Regions from separate parts of the Homo sapiens genome. Here region 2 is linked to region 1. Evidence: chromatin contacts called from ENCODE Hi-C or POLR2A ChIA-PET data. All regions are on one chromosome and are shown on one strand. The core of a region is the stretch at or near the end of the contact, and the rest is flanking DNA. Distances in the headings are between cores, read along the strand shown.

Evidence for each region. A loop is a pair of places that touch in the nucleus more often than their neighbours do. ChIA-PET counts read pairs that join two places held with the same protein, here RNA polymerase II (POLR2A). Pooled maps may share reads with other maps.
Region 2: a map of OCI-LY7 shows a loop between it and region 1 (4-fold over the local background). The contact joins the promoter of CTSC here to the enhancer-like site in region 1. A Hi-C loop is called at or near these places in 2 of 168 maps with a recorded cell type or tissue (OCI-LY7 and heart left ventricle) and 4 of 50 pooled maps. POLR2A ChIA-PET finds 5 or more read pairs at or near these places in 1 of 52 experiments (OCI-LY7).

Annotation. Positions count from the first base shown.
Region 1 is chr11:87,351,864-87,354,563 of GRCh38, reverse strand. No RefSeq gene overlaps it. Among named protein-coding and RNA genes, the nearest start is that of TMEM135, 320 kb to the right of the region's middle. Within about 2 kb of position 1,328, at least 4 of the 41 ENCODE cell types and tissues checked have a DNase peak (open chromatin) inside an H3K27ac peak, as active enhancers do; they include OCI-LY7, where a contact is called at or near this core.
Region 2 is chr11:88,336,347-88,339,046 of GRCh38, reverse strand. It overlaps CTSC (cathepsin C), which reads left to right and starts at 1,311. Exons shown (of 7, transcript NM_001814.6): 1 at 1,311-1,546. The coding sequence starts at 1,375. LOC101929174 (a long non-coding RNA gene) reads right to left here and starts at 1,163. Exons shown (of 5, transcript NR_188511.1): 1 at 991-1,163. RefSeq lists an enhancer at 1,316-1,595.

The DNA of each region.
Region 1 (2,700 bases), core at 79-2,578:
GGATTACAGGCGCGAGCCACCGTGCCCAGCCAGCAGGCCCTAAATTCTGCTAGTCGTCTTTCCTGTGCTCCAGGCTGCTCTCCTATCCTTCAGCACTAGGGCCCTAGGTGGGATTCACAGAAGGAATTATATCCCTACTCAGTGTTTACCTGACGATTATATACCCTTTCTCAGGGTTTACCTGACGAGCCAAACACTCTGTCGTCCTCACACCTGCCAGGGAAGTGCACTTCCTTTGGGGCCCAAAGCCCAGAATGGTTTGAGCAGATACAGCTTTATCTCTATTTCATGCTCTGTTGAGTTCCTCTCTTAGATGTATTTTCATCCTGTGAGTTTTCTTTGGTGGAAGAGAAGGTATTTTAAGCTTTTTTGGAGCAGAGGAGTAATTTCCTGGTTGTGATCCAGGCTCTAAATGGCTTCCTATACCCTGCCTTCCCCGCCCCAGTCCCTCCCTGCTTCCACACAGCAGACCAGGCAGAAGCCTTCCTAGCCTGGCTCTTCCTGTGTAACACATTCCCCCCAGAGCATGTGTGGATGTGGGGTGGGGAAGGATTAAGCCTCTTGTGTCCTGTGTCATAGGCCATATAAACACCTCAAAGACATCACCCCTTCCAGAACCCTGCACAGATGTGATACATATAATGCATAAGTACATGACTACATGAGGGTTCTCATCATATCCCCTTTTGTGCTTGAGTATGAAACAGACAAACTAAACCCCTCTATTTCCATGAGCTCATGAACAATTACAGTAAGAACTCCGGCTCCCAAATGAGAGCTAACAGCCCCTAACAACCTTTGACTTGGAAGTGGACTTTAAAAAGACAGTGCCAAGAGCTGTGTTACCCACTGACAGTTTAGGGACAAGGTCTGGGTGCCCACAGAGCCTAGGTGTCGAGGACGAAGGAAGCCTCTGCTGGGAAGATGAGCCTGAGACAGCTACAGAAGGAAGATGGCACATGTGGCCAGGACAGGCCCCAAAGAGGATCAGCTCGCCTGCCTGAGTACATCCGGGCATCCTCTTTGCAGAAGGCTACTCTCAATCTCCCTCCAACACATTGTGACACCCATTTTTTGCAAGTCATCTGTTGCTCAGAGGAAACGCTAGACAGTGGTTGGGCCATAATTATAAAGACAGGTAGATGTGTGACATTTCCGAGGGCTAGGCTGGGTGCAGGGAGGCAGGACAGTAGGAGGCTGCCTAGAGAAAACATTTTTTCAGATCTGGCACTCTTGGTATACACCACTGAAGGGCTGACTCTATGACTGAGAGAGCTGATGATTCACTTGTGCCCCGTCTGATCTGGGACTTAGACCTTCTCAGCACTTCCTGCCAACCCGACTAATGGCCAGATGGGCTGCCTAGGAGAGGGGCATCGCCCAATCTGCAGGAAACAGTAATTACAAATCAATGTTTGTGGGACCTGACTGGGGTCGAGCCTGCAGAAGCTGGGTTTGTGGCCAGTCGAGGGATCCTGCCAGCCTAGGGTGCCAACGTTCTAGGGTGCCAACGTGGGGCAGGGCTGAACACCAATCTGGCCAGGCAAGCGTCAGCAAGCCAGATCCTGCACTGAGCCTGAGCCCAAGCCCGCGGGTTGCTCTCCGACTAGCGCTCGTGGAACACGGGTGCCACCTAGTGGCCAGATCTGGCATGACTGGCCCCCAGAGGTCCCAAGGAACCGCCTGTGCGGCGGGGATCACGATAGCCACCACTGCATGACAGTAATGACGTCAATACTATATCAACACCACGCATCTTTCCAGCCATCCTGCCCTCTGCCCTAAGCCTTTGTTCAGGCTGATCCCTCTGTCATCATAATCGCATTAATTACAATAGTAAGAGTAGCATCTCCATCAAAAAGAACAAGACTCTCCACCATGTATTGGGCACTTACTTTGTGCCATACACTATGCTAGGCACACGGATTAGAAATTACCAAGCTAAGGTCCCTTCCTTCATGGGACCCATATGCTCAGATATTTGCAATTAACCAAAATCTAAGACATAGTGGCAAAATAGATTCAACAACCTGCAGGGGCAAAGATGAGGTGACAAGTCATTGAATATCAGGAGCTGGTTTTTAGGTGTCATCAAGGGTGCAAAGGATGGGTAAGATTTCAGTAGGTGACAAAAGGGAAAACATTCCGAGCAAAGGAATGGGACAGTGAAAACAACGGGTCCAGGAAACAGCAAGTGTAGCTGCCAAATATTGTGTATGTGGAGGGGGGGGGGTACAGGGGGGTACCAGGACCCAGAAACGGTTGGAACTTGAAGTTATGATAACCTGTGATGTAAGCCAGTTTCTGGGTTTGAACTTTTCTTCTGAGGCCTAAGATAAGCCACTGGAAGGTTTGAAACAAGAATATCGGTTGTTTCTTAAAGATCTATTTAAGAGGCCAGTGTGCAGAGATTGGTTAGGAAAAATGGCTGCAGCATTTGTTACAACATAATTCACTCAACATCCAACAGAAAATGACAAGCCTGTTATGAGCCAGATGCTGTTCATACAAAAATCTCTTCTCTCGTGAAACCCACATTCTGGAGTTTGATGAGAGAGTGGGTAGGAGGGATAGAGAGGAAACAGATGGAAGATATTGCAGAAGTTGAATCTCCAGGACTTTGATGGCCAAAGAGGAAGAAAGAGGAAGGAGTAAAAGATGTCACCTAAATGAGAAAGAGAGAAGTAAAGCCACCTGATG
Region 2 (2,700 bases), core at 62-2,561, 980 kb before region 1:
GACAACTCCTTTTGCCTCATTGAAACTGGCTTTCAAGCTTGGCAACCAAGATAAGAATATTAAGTACACTTATTTTAACACTCAAGGACACTTTCTGAATAAACCAGAATCTAGGGAGATATAAGTGAATAATTTGGACCTGCTCTCTTTGAATGTTTATAATCTGGTGGAAAAAAAATGGACATATGAATATTGATTTGTGACCAGTGCAAAGGGGGCAAAAATTCATATCCCAAAGAAAACGGGGACACATCAGGTCTGTCTTGTTCATCACTGTGTCCACAGGGCCTGACACCTAGTAGGCTCAGTGGGAGAAAGGAGCCCCAATTACCAACAAAAGCCAGGAAAGAACGGGAGGCTCTTACGGAAAAGGGTGATACTTAAACTGAGCAAGGAGGCACCTGGAAATAGTGCCACCTAATAATTTTTGGCGATCAGACTGACACACTAGAACGGTTCATAAGACCAGCCTTCTCCCATTGGCTAGCTTCCTTCCTCACCCTTCTCACCCTGGGCAAGCCGCTTCCTCTCTCTGGGCCTCTTGCTTTTCCTCTGTAACATAAAAGGGGTTGAGCAATATCATCTCTGAGAGCGCCATGTGTGTGCGTGCCAGAGGGAAAACCCCCACAACGCTAATACATCAAAACTGCAGGTTTGCACAAAAACTGAATTCTGCTGAATGCAAACAGGCAAACAGCATTTACCAGGAAACAAAACAAAATCAAGCACATAAAAAAGTAGGAAGAGTTGGAAAACGGAAGGAAGATAAGTTCTCAAACAGCTGGAATAGTTGATGTTAGCTAGCGAAGTTTTTCAGAGGAAAAAACAAGAAGTTGGTTATGAGGCAAGTGGACCTGAGAAAAAAGACTAAAGGGGAAGAATAGCAAGTAAAACAGAACTCCACTTGCTAGATCTCTCCCTCTGTCGCGCTCTTTCACCTGACCCACTCCCTTATTCCCCCCACACCCTTTCCTTCTCTCCCTACGTTACCGCACAGGAACGAAGTCTGGGTCATGTGCGGACCGCTTGTGGCTCTTAAATCCTCTTTTTGTCACCCTGGCCGTGCAAAATTTTGAAACGTCCCTCGGCAAAAAAAATAAAAATAAAAAAAAAAAATCTGTCCCTGGCCTCTTCCCTAGTTCTGGGTCCAGTTGCAGCCAAGTGAGGGGCAGCGCGCGCTCCCAAGTCCCCGTTTCAGAGACGCGCACGCGCCTGGCGCCCAACCCCCAATCCCCTGCTGCTCAGTGACCCCGCCCACGGGTTTCCGGGCCGGCGTAGCTATTTCAAGGCGCGCGCCTCGTGGTGGACTCACCGCTAGCCCGCAGCGCTCGGCTTCCTGGTAATTCTTCACCTCTTTTCTCAGCTCCCTGCAGCATGGGTGCTGGGCCCTCCTTGCTGCTCGCCGCCCTCCTGCTGCTTCTCTCCGGCGACGGCGCCGTGCGCTGCGACACACCTGCCAACTGCACCTATCTTGACCTGCTGGGCACCTGGGTCTTCCAGGTGGGCTCCAGCGGTTCCCAGCGCGATGTCAACTGCTCGGTTATGGGTAAGCCGCCGGCTCGGCAGTCCTCCGGGTCGTCCTTTCTGCCCTTGAGCCCCTAACGCAGCGCCACGCCAACTACCGCTTCCCCCCAGGCAGACGCTTGTGGGTGGCCAGAGCATCTTGACTGGATTCGGGGACCCTTGGGGACCTTCTTCCCCGCCAGGCTCGCGAAGTTAAAGTTCATCTGCTGAGAACTTCTAACTCCACACTTTCTTGGTTATCTTGGGGACTCAACACTTTGATCAAGAACTTTTTTATTCCTCCCGCTTAATTTTGTTTGCTTTGAGAGAGACTTGGGAACTGCAATCGTTTGGTTCTCCAGTCCGATCTGGTAGCGTTATTTTTAAAATTTATTTTTATTTTTTATTACTATTTTACTAGTGAAGATAGATGAGCTCAGAGACTCTCGAGGATATAGCATGAAGTTTTCTCTTTTTGTTAGATGGTGGGAAAGGGACTTTCTGCCCAGCGATTTTGGTTTGAGCGGGTGTTGATGAGTACTAGAAAACGGCTAGTACCACTCTGCATTGTTTCATGCATTGCAAGGAGGTAAAAATTTTTTAAAAAATTAATAACAAAGAAAACTTAACTCTGAACCTAGTAATTAGAAATGCCCAGAGTCTGCACAATGTTTGGCTCATGGAAGGCTCTCAATAAATACCTAGTGTTTGAACATACTGGAGATATTCCATATGCCTTCAGATAACATGGTTACCCCTAGAACAAAGAACCTAGTGAAGGGGGTGGGGTGGAAAAAAGACAATCACTAGTTAGAAGAGTCACACTGTGGTCTACCCAAACCCTCTTACAGCCTGTGACTTCTGCAGAGTCAGTAAAAAATCAGCTATAATTTTCTTGTCAACAGAACAAAGATTAAGTCATTTGTTACTAAAGAAATACCTTTTTAACTGACTGTATAGCATTTCATAATCCTGAACATTGTAACTTTTTTTTTTTTTTTTTTGAGAATGGAGTCTTGCTCTGTCACCCAGGCTGTAGTTCAGTGGCGGGATCTCGGCTCACTGCAACCTCCGCCTCCCGGGTTTAAGCGATTCTCCTGCCTCAGTCTCCCGAGTAGCTAGGATTACGGGCACATGCCACCACGCCCGGCTAATATTTTGTATTTTTAGTAGAGACGGGTTTCACTGTGTTAGCCA